Linked DNA regions of Homo sapiens: regions 1 and 2 are each linked to region 3. A link is a contact called in ENCODE Hi-C or POLR2A ChIA-PET data. All regions are on one chromosome and are shown on one strand. The core of a region is the stretch at or near the end of the contact, and the rest is flanking DNA. Distances in the headings are between cores, read along the strand shown. Region 1 holds the start of VPS13C (vacuolar protein sorting 13 homolog C). Region 2 has its middle 73 kb from the start of MIR190A. Region 3 holds the start of TLN2 (talin 2).

Region 1 (3,538 bases), core at 760-3,259, 330 kb before region 3:
CAGACCAAAAATATTTCGGGGGGAAAAAATAAAAAGTATCAATTCAGCAATAAAAAAATGCAAATTAAAAAACAACAGAACAACTATTTACATAGCACTTACTTATTGGGTATTATAAGCAATCCAGAGATGACCAAAAGTATACAGAAGGATATGCATAGGGTACATACAAATACTAGGCCATTTTATTTAAGGGACTTGAGCAACCTCCAATTTTGGTATGGTCAGGGGTACTGAAGCCAATCCCCCATAGATACCAAGGGACTATTGTATTGTTGGGCAAACCACAGTGAACCAATCAAATGATCAGCCACCTATTAAAAACAGGCTCTTGCCAGGCACTATAGCTCACACCTGTAATCCTAGCACTTTGGGAGGCTGAGGCAGGAGGATCACTTCAGCCCAGGAGTTGGAGGCTGCAATGAGCTACGATCTTGCCACTGCACTCCAGCCTTGGCAACAGAGCAAGTCCTTGTCTCAAAAAGACAAGCCAAAAAAAAAAAACAACAACAACAACAACCAGGCTCTTCCGTAATTCAGGGTATAAACAGCATTGCCCAATATATGTTCCATATACGTAATTATAAATTTTAGAAGCCAAGTTTAAAAAGAAAAAAAGTAAAACTAAAAAACACGGGAAATACACTTTAATATTATATTTAATTTAACCCAATATATTCAAATATTATTTCAACACATAAGCAACATAAAAATTATTGAGGTATTATTTTTTTCTCCTACTTCATTAGGAGTAATGCTTATTCAAAACGATGTTTTAATTCATACAGCAAGTCTCAATTAGCACTAACCTCATATCAAGTGCTCCACAGCTACAGTGGCTAGTGGTTACCCTAGTGGACAGGGGAAGTCTATAGCTATTTGTTGTTGCTTGAATTAAAAGCAGATCCATACATTTGAGTCGTTTTTTGAATTTTCCTCCAAAGCTGACAAAGTTCCCAAACCTTTTGTGGAGTGAGAAAGTCCCAAAGTCCTCAAAGCTTAACACGTAATTCATGCAAACGATTAAGCTCGTTGAAGAGTGTATGTTTAAGTACACTATTTCCTGAATACTTTTATACACTTAATCTCCAGGATAAAAACGTTGGCATAAATTCCTGAGCATGCAACCAAGCAGACACCTAATTAATGACGATGCTGGTCGAGGCTTGAATTTCTCTCTATTGCTCCAAAACAAAATTCAAAATCCTCTTCGTATTGACGGAAAAGTAAATATTAAAGGAAGAAATCATTTTCACAGGAGCTGAAAGCATTAAGAGTAAGAATCCCTAAGCACACGCCTATCTTAAAGATCTCCTGCCCGTTCCTCTCCAAACCCGGTAATCCTAAAGAGAAGGAACCCAGTTCTTGCTCCCTGTAAAATGATAGTGAAGATAACTGCGAGATGCAACTTCCTCCTTTTTTCTTAGTGCCACTTCGAGCGTATATGACCAGACAACCATGCTCACTCCACGCGATACCGAAACAGAAAGGGCTCTGTTTTTATGCTGTAGGGCCAAAGGGGCCACCCTGAGTGCAGCGAGAGGACCACAGAAACGGGCAGGGCGGGGACAGCAGGGCCAGGGCTTGGCCTCGGGGGACGAGAAAGGTGGGAACTTTGGCAGCGCGGGCGGGATCCCGCCGCATCTCCCCAGCCGGAGTCGGGACTGGGACCCCGAGAATCCGCGGGCGGCAGAGGCTCCCGCATCTAGCACCTGCCGCACCGGGATGGGGAGTCTCAGGCGGCGCAGGGAGCAGGGCCCGGGCAGAATCCCGGACGGAGCAGCCCTCGGCTGGGCCCTCAGCGCCCGCAGCCCACTGGCCGCGCCCTCTCGCTTACCGCCCCAGATGCCCAGCTTCAGCTGGGACTTGTTCAGGTTCTCCACATAGTCCCCCAGGAAGCGGTTCAGCAAGTCCGCGACCACCGACTCCAGCACCATGGTGGCGCTGAGGCACAAGGAGAGGGAGGAGCCGGAACCGCCCGGCGCAGCTGAGGGCTGCGACCAGCGCTGCAAATGACAGCCCCTCCGGCGCAGGCCCACCCCCGCGCCGCGCGCGTGACCCCGCCGGTGCGCAGGCGCGCTGTCGCCCGGCCGGTAGCTAAGGAGGCCCAGCTGTGATCCCGAGGCTTTGTAGGCGCCGCAGCCCTGGCCCTCTAGAGGCCGACGGAGGAGTGCGGGGGAAGTTAGCTTGCGCCTGTCTCGTCAGCCGTGCACGAGAAAAAAAAGGACCTTCGAGAAGAACAAGGGAGGGCAAGAGTTACCGAGTACAGGGACATCTATGTGGCCGCTCTGCTTTCCCGCCGTCACCTGCTGTTGAACTCCGGCCGCATCGCGGTGTCCGGAGCCGCCTGGCCTGGAGTATGCGCTGAGCGTCACCTAGGCAACCACCCCTGCACCTGTGGATCAGGTGGGGGAAAGGGACCGACCGCGTTCTTGTCCTGCTAGAGTTCGACTCCGCCTGGGGCTTGGTCTCTGCTTCTTGAAAACATTGTTTTTTTATTTTGTTTCTGTTTTGTTTTGTTTTGAGACAGGGTCTCGCTCTGTTGCCAAGGGTAGAATGCAGTGTCGGGATCATAGCTCACTACAGACTTGACATCCTGGACTCAAGAGATCCTCCTGTGTCAGCCTCCCGAGTAGCTGGGACCACTGGCGCGCGACAAATAATTTGAAAGTGGGAGGAGGGGAACAGAACCACATCAAATGGCAGATATCATAGAATGAGAACTGAATATACGCGTTTTGTGGGAAACGCGTTCTTTTCCCCTTTCTCTAAGATTCGCTTTTAATTCACTAGCCACTAACCAGTTACCTATCTCATTACAGATATAAAAAACAAAACGTAGTAGTGCCTTTTTAAGTATGAGTTACTTGTTATTTATATATCACTTTCTTCCATGCTATCGTTGAACTGTCTTTGATGTAGCACGACCTTAAAAGCAGAGCTTTTATACCACAAGATCTTTCAACCCTTGTGAAATTTAACCACCCATTGAGATTCACCTCTTTAGAGAACTAGAAATTTTTTCCTAAAATATATTTCAAAAAGTTGTTGAGATACAGTACACAGGAAGAAACCTAAGAAATGCTGATTATTTGTAGTCACAAGCATTAATAAGTGCTTTGCTACGAGGAAGTGTCTGAGAAACTATTCGTGTATTTTTCTTAAACAACCTAGGCTTGCACAGGATCACAAAGAAAAATCTTAAATTCAAAGTCCGCTGGAGAAGAAAGAAAATCAAAATGGCTACAATTGGTGTTGTGTATTAAATAAAATTAAAAGTACAAAGAAAGACCCAGTCAGTACTAACTAGTACTATCAAGATCACATTCCTCTCCCACTTTTGCACACTCCATTCCTCTTTAAGAAGATAAATCCTTAACCGTCTGTTTTTCCTAGCTGGTCACAAAGACAAAATACTAGTAAGTACTTTGGATTTCTTCACCATCCACAACCAAATAACAGCCTAACCTGTCTATTTTGCTTTTGCCATCTTTCCTAAATTCTCCATGTTTTTCTTCTGGACCATGCCATCCATCTC
Region 2 (3,169 bases), core at 400-2,899, 510 kb after region 3:
GAGGAGGGACATGGATGCATCTTGGTCTTGTCTTCAGAGACACTAATATTGCTTTTCAAATGTGGCTGTGTCATTTTACCTTACATTTCTCTATCACATATAGAGCAGAGAGTATTTGGAGCAGAGGGCGTACATTGCAGCATGAATTTACACCACTATCCTGGCATGTCTGCATGGCTGCCATTTAACTTCTCCATCATCCTATGAGGCACTTTATCATCCCTATTTTAGAAAGGAAGAAATTGAGGCTCAGAGAGGTAAAGTAAATTGCCTGAAGTCACACAGATAAAAAGTGACAGAGCCAGAACTCAAACTCTGTTTTATCTGATTCCACAGCCATTCCTTCCAACCTTAAGCTCTACCGCCTGTGTGGTGCTGGGTGTGAGTCGGAGCTAGCCTGGGTTTACCTGAGTTGCAGGGTCACCCCTCATCGCACCCTTGTCAGTCCTCAAATAGGGGTGCAACTGTTCCATGAAAGGGAACAAAGAGACTGAGCTACTAGACACCAAGCTGTTTAGGACTGAACCCATTCCTGTCCAAACGGAAGTGATCCAGAGGGACTCTGAATATTACAGAAGTCAAGAGATTTCATCATCTTTATTCAAAGAAAGGGGTTTGTTTGTTGATTTTTTGGATTTTTTTTTTGGACCACAGCTCTATCTACTCCCTGAAGAGTAAGGATTATTAAGTAAATCAGGTAATTATTGACTAAGAAGTGACTGGCCACTGCAATTGATAAATTAACCATGTCTGTTTTTCTTATGTAGCTCACTGGAAAAGAATGTGGGGGATTTCCTCTTCTTCTTCTCCAGAGGCCTTCCTGTCTTGAAGGCTAGGCTTCTCTTGCTCTGGGGGAAAGTTAAAGGCCTTTCTTTGATTTTCTAAGGGTCTGTAGACCTAACACTTACTGTTAGAGATTGCGAGGGCTGGGGAGGGGGCCAAGGGCTAGAGGTCATTCAAGGACTGGCAGGACCCTTGGGTGCCCAGCCTCTTACCCAGGACCCTGAGGTGCCAAGGCCTCTGGGGAGTGGCTGGGTGGGCAGTGTGCTTCTGGGGACTGGACACTTGCACTGTGGCCTTGAATTTGGAGGATGCCGTGAGCAGCAGCCTTTTACTGGTTTACCTGGGCATGGACAATGAGCCACTGGGCAGTGATCGTCACAGACCTGATGCCCTTCCCCCAAGTTTCAAGGATCCTGAGGCCTCAGAGTTCTGCATAGGAGGAGAGGAGGGGCCTTGAAAAGAGGCTGGGATTGAATTTTTCTGAGGTCCTAGTAGGTGTGGGGTCTAAGGACGATTTGATTTAGAAATTCATGAAATGTGTCATTTCTTGCCCCAAGCTTTGTGGAACAAGTAATACCAGTTACACTAGTGATGACCAAATCCTGCTGTAAATTGTTCTAACATATTGTATAAAACAGGCCTTACCACTTTTGTAATCCCTTGCAAATGGCTGATCGATAACCAACACAATATAATATTCCAAGCCCTTCTTTTGGTAGAAAAAATTTCCTCTAGCCTGGTAATTTAAATTCCAAATTACCTCCAGATGATGCTATTTAAATGCCCTGTGATTAAATCTGCACAAAGTGGAGTTTCTGTGGGAAACTTCGCTGCCTCCTAGGGCATCCTGCGGTGTTTTTTTAAAGGCCGGGGATCTAGAAAGGCTACTCAGGGCCTCGGAATCTTTGTCTACATGACTCAGCCTTGGGGCCCCGGGCCCTGGACACTTGCCCAGAGCTGAACATTCAGCTGGACGCGCCACAGAAGGAGCATGCGGGGAGCCAGGAAATATCTCCGGAATCTCACAATGCTTTCTCACCTACCCTTATTAGACCAAAGAGGCAGAGCCGCAGGGGTGGGGGCCGCGGGGCAGAGGGCAGCGCCTGCCGGGTGGGAGGGAACCTGTGTGTGCGCGCACACACTGTTCACGTCATAGTGTCTCCGTGTGTGTCTGCGTCTATGTATGTGTCTCTATGTGTCTGGGTATTTCTGTGTGTCTGTGTGTGCATCTCTGCATGTCTTTGCATATCTGTACATGTTTCTGTGTGCGTGGGTCTGTGTCTATGTGTGTATACATCTGTTCATATTTCTGTGTGTGTCTGTCTCTATGTGGCTGTGTCTCTGCATATCTTTGCATATCTGTACATGTTTTGGGGTGGGGGTCTGTATCTCTATGTGTCTGTGTGCCTACGTGTGTGTCTCTAAGTCTGTGTGGGTCGCTGTGTCTGTCTGTGGCTGGGAGCGGGGTCAGGAGTGCTTTTGGAGTCCCTGGTTTTCTAAGAATAGGAGGTTCACAGCAGGAGGGGGCTAACTCTTCAGTCCAGACCCCCCTCTGAGACCTGCAGACCACCTGCAGCCCCACCCAGTGTGGCCCCTGCCCCGCGTGTCTGTGGTCTGAGTGGCAGTCAGGAAAGAAAGCGAGGGCTGGGCGTGAACTTTGGTTAGGTTGAGATGCATGGGGAAGAAAGCAGAAGGGAGGGTGTGTGTGGGGAGCAGACCTGCACCCTCCCGAACAGCTGGGGAGGCCAAGGGGGGGGTAAGGCCCAAACCTCACTCCAAAGCTCCCAACATACAATCCAGCAGTTCCCAGTGGAAAACTTGCTGGGGTTTGCAAAGTACCCTCCTCCCCAAAACTGCATCTTTGAGCATGCACCCAGGCAAAGGCTCACACTTCTCTCTCTTCCCAACGCTGCTTTGGGAAACCCTCCTGCACCAGAGAATGTGGGACAGGGACACCCTTACTTTCGAATGCCAACTTTGGTTGGGCACTCCTCTGGACGCTTTCCATTGATCTCACTTAATGCACTTAACAGTGACCTAGGCTTTGTTATTCCTCTTTTACAAATAAGGAAACTGAGGTACAGGGAGGGGAAGCGGGTTGCTTAAGATAACAAGCTGATGAGTGTCAGAGCTGAGGCAGAACCCAGGTGTGCTGAATTCCGGAGTCATTTTCTTACCTGACAGCCCTCTACCTCTGGATGGCCCTCTCTTTACATTTAGAAGTGTGTGTGTGTGCGCGACACACACACACACACACACACACACACACACACCTTAGAGCCCTTTTATAAGACACTAGAGCCTAGACAGCAAGGGTGTCCACGTCATGGTAGTCTCCATTTACCATGTACATACAAAACCACAACAGAACTGTAGGTCTAGTGAA
Region 3 (3,249 bases), core at 571-3,070:
TCCTTCTTGATGAGCCTCTTATGTAAACCTGGCATTTGGACCATAAAAATATGGTTATTCTTTGTTAGTAAACCAAGGAACAATTTAGGTGGCATTAATTTAGTGAGCTTATTACCAGGCTCATACAGAAATCAATAAACATGTACTTTTTAATCAACCCCTGAGGTGGCTTGTTGCCACCACTAGTTATTCTGTGAGACTGGTGAATGTTTAAAAAGGCGTGGTGAACAAAAATACTTTACCTGTACAATGAGAAATTGTGCCCTGCAATTTTTAGGACTTTCTCAAGTTGCCAAGTAATTGGTTCTCTCACTGTGCATTGATAATGTATACTTTGTTAGCTTTACAGTTTATATTCTGCAATAAGTTACAAAGTTGTACCCTAAGGTTATCTTTGCTGCTATGATACATACAGTCCGGTTCATCAGCCTGGTTAAGGACAGGGTATTGTTCTCACAGAATGTCCAGCCTTATCCAATGTTCCAACGGACTTATTCAAAATAATTTCAATTTACAAAATCAATTCAGTCTCCGGTTTATGGTGACAGCAGTTTCTTTCTCTGAGAAACACTAAAAAGTTGCCAGCAGTTCCATTTGAGTAACTGAATAGATTTGCTACCTATTTCCTGGTCCATTCTGTATTGGGATGGAAATAATGTCGTCTTTCCTTTTTTTTTTCTTTTTTGAGACAGAGTCCCGCTCTGTCATCCAGGCTGGAGTGCAGTGGTAGGATCACCGCTCATGCAGCCCCCGAGCTCCCGGGCTCAAGCGATCCTCCCACCATTCTCCCCAGTAACTGGGACTACAGGCATGCGCCCCCACACCCGGCTGATTTTTAATTTTTTTTGTAGAGATAAGGTCTCGCTATATTGCCCAGGCCGATCTTAAACTCCTTGGGCTTGAGATCTTCCTGCTTTGGCCTCCCAAAGTACTAGGAGTAAAGGGGTCATGGCTAATTCTTGTTTTTTTAAATTACTAATGTGTCCCTTACAGATAAATAAAAAAGTAAAATTACTCACAATTCCACCAATCACTGAGAGACTTATTGGTGTTTATCTATCCAGTCTTTTCTGCCTTTCTCCATAAATCACAGTTTTTAAAAACGGGACCATACGGTACATAGTGTTTTGTCTCCTCACCCCCTTGAATAACCTTCACATTGTTCCATGGTATTTACAGTATTTACTAATAATGACTGTAAATGTAAGAGGTATATAACTGACTTTATTCAGGGCATGGCAAGCAGGAGTGAATTATTTTCTTCTTATCAACACAGCACGCCCCTACCGCCACTCATCCCTATAGTCGTTCTCTAAATACCTAAGTGACACCTGACCAGCAAGGTTTCAGGGTCCTTGTGCTGAAAGGAGCAGGCTCGCCTGGGGTCACGGCCCTCCGCTTCGCAGCAAGACCCCACCGCCCACCACGGCCCTCCAGTTAGCCACAGCTCGCTTCCCCCAGGACCGGGCCAGAGGTCCCGAGAGGGCACTCTGCGGACCTAGGGGCCCCAGCCTACAAGACGCTGTGTCCTGCAGTCATCCCCTTTACACAGCAGAGCCCCAATTCTGGGAAGCCGGGGTCACCCCGAGCCTCCCTTCCCCGTGACAGCTCGGCCGGTGCATCACCTTCCCTCGCGGACCCTTTCAGCATCACCACGCGTGGGAGGAAACCCAGGACGGGCGCCTGAGCCTCGGTGGCGGCCCACCCCGGTGCCGCGCGGCGCCGCGGCCGGACCGGCGCCGCGCCGTCCCCGAATGATGACGCGCTTCCTGCCCTCCCAGCGCTCTCGGGCAGTGCGCTCGCGCTCGCCCTCGGCTCTTGTTCCGCGCCCGGAGCCAGCGGCGGCGGCAGCGGCTGAGGCGGCTGCGGGAGCGGAGTGGTCGCCCAGCGCGCGGGGGGACGCGGGCTGCACTCCCGGGCAGGCGCTCTGCAATGAGACAGTAAATGCATCCCCCGGTAAGGCGCACGGCTCACTCGGGTTTTCCTCTTCCTCCAGCTGCATGCACGTTGCATGAATTTCTCGTGTCTTTTCCCTCCCCTCTCCAGAAGGAAAATGTGGGGTTTTTTTTCCTCCCTTTTGCTTCTCGTGAGTGATGCCAATGCAGGAAAAACCCGTAAAGCTCCCAGATTTGATGGTCTAGGAGGGCTTCTTGCAGGAAAATAAAAATAAAATGAAATTAATGCACCTGTCTATTGCACATGTATGTTTCACTGCACCGGACCCGGGCGCAGCGGTTTGCAAACAGCCTCGCAGTCGGCGCCAGAGAGCGGATTCCTGGCCGTGGGCAGCCGGTCCCCTCCGGGGCTCTCGCTGGGTTTCCGGTAACTGGGCTTTGAAAAGCGGCCCCGCCTGCATAGAGTGTCCCCTCGACCCCAGCCGGGCCCCCGCGCCAGAAGAGTTGGCGCTGGAGGAGCAGCTTCATTCCAGCACTGGCCGCCGGGACTCCAGCGCCACTTTGCAAACAAGTCTCCCGCCGAGGCTCTGGGCTAAGACAGCCCGCCAGTGCGGAGTTCCTTCTCCGGTGCCGGACACTCAGACCTGCCGATCCCACGACTGCCCTTTACTTGGCAATCTCGCCACGGGCGAACTGCTGGCCGCTGAGCGACGGGGGCAGTGCCGGGCCGAGAGCGGGGCCAGGCTTTGCATCCAGTGCGGCTGGCCTCACACAGACTCAGCGGCTCCCTCTCCTTCCTCGGTCCCACGAGCTGAAATTTTGCGCCCATTGGAAGCTGGAGGGACCTGGAGACGAGTATTTCGGGATCCCTGAGGGGACCGAGGAACGACTTTCGAGGGCGCCATATTTTCAGTGGGTCTTGACTGCGGAGGGGAGGGGGCGAGCAGTTTCTGGGTCCCGGGGAGAGCCCCGCGCCCCAGTCGGAGAGGCCTGATCGGTTGTCGCCGGGAAAGTTTGCGCGCCGAGGCAGGCGCGGAGGCGGCCGCACAAGGCGCGCACGACTGCTGTCCCCGCAAGGGCGCGCGGACTACAGCGCGTCGCCACGCCAGCCGGCGGGGCTTGGGAACGAGAGCCGCCGTCACGGACAGCGTGCTGGGCTTGCCGCCTTCCTCTGTCCCGCCTGGACCCGGCCTTGGGGCTCCGAGGCTCAGGGAACACGCCCCTCTTCCCCGCAGCTACCGCTGCCCGGGTGCTCAGCCGGAGCCGTGCGCTGGGCGGCGTCCCGGGGCTGGGCGCCGAGTGTAGAGCGTTCTCCCGGTGCCCGGGCTCGCCTGGGTGCTCCGAGGGGCGCAGT

The links. Hi-C counts contacts between places; a loop is a spot of excess contacts on that map. ChIA-PET counts read pairs that join two places held with the same protein, here RNA polymerase II (POLR2A). Pooled maps may share reads with other maps.
Region 1: a pooled map shows a loop between it and region 3 (18-fold over the local background). The contact joins the promoter of VPS13C here to the promoter of TLN2 in region 3. A Hi-C loop is called at or near these places in 1 of 37 single-sample maps with no recorded cell type and 10 of 50 pooled maps. POLR2A ChIA-PET finds 5 or more read pairs at or near these places in 3 of 52 experiments (H1, T-cell and activated naive CD8-positive, alpha-beta T cell).
Region 2: a loop to region 3 is called in a map of MCF 10A, with 22 times the contacts of the local background. The contact joins the enhancer-like site here to the promoter of TLN2 in region 3. A Hi-C loop is called at or near these places in 2 of 168 maps with a recorded cell type or tissue (MCF 10A and gastrocnemius medialis) and 3 of 50 pooled maps. POLR2A ChIA-PET finds 5 or more read pairs at or near these places in 1 of 52 experiments (WTC11).

Annotation. Positions count from the first base shown.
Region 1 is chr15:62,058,438-62,061,975 of GRCh38, forward strand. It overlaps VPS13C (vacuolar protein sorting 13 homolog C), which reads right to left and starts at 2,010. Exons shown (of 85, transcript NM_020821.3): 1 at 1,838-2,010. The coding sequence starts at 1,937. VPS13C-DT (VPS13C divergent transcript) reads left to right here and starts at 2,066. Exons shown (of 2, transcript NR_135690.1): 1 at 2,066-2,406; 2 at 2,531-3,538. RefSeq lists a silencer at 1,872-2,221 and an enhancer at 2,272-2,321.
Region 2 is chr15:62,895,447-62,898,615 of GRCh38, forward strand. No RefSeq gene overlaps it. Among named protein-coding and RNA genes, the nearest start is that of MIR190A, 73 kb to the left of the region's middle. RefSeq lists an enhancer at 2,149-2,914. Within about 2 kb of position 1,650, at least 22 of the 41 ENCODE cell types and tissues checked have a DNase peak (open chromatin) inside an H3K27ac peak, as active enhancers do; they include gastrocnemius medialis, where a contact is called at or near this core.
Region 3 is chr15:62,388,730-62,391,978 of GRCh38, forward strand. TLN2 (talin 2) reads left to right here and starts at 1,821. Exons shown (of 59, transcript NM_015059.3): 1 at 1,821-1,956. RefSeq lists enhancers at 1,241-1,310, 2,229-2,843 and silencers at 1,477-1,673, 1,721-2,050.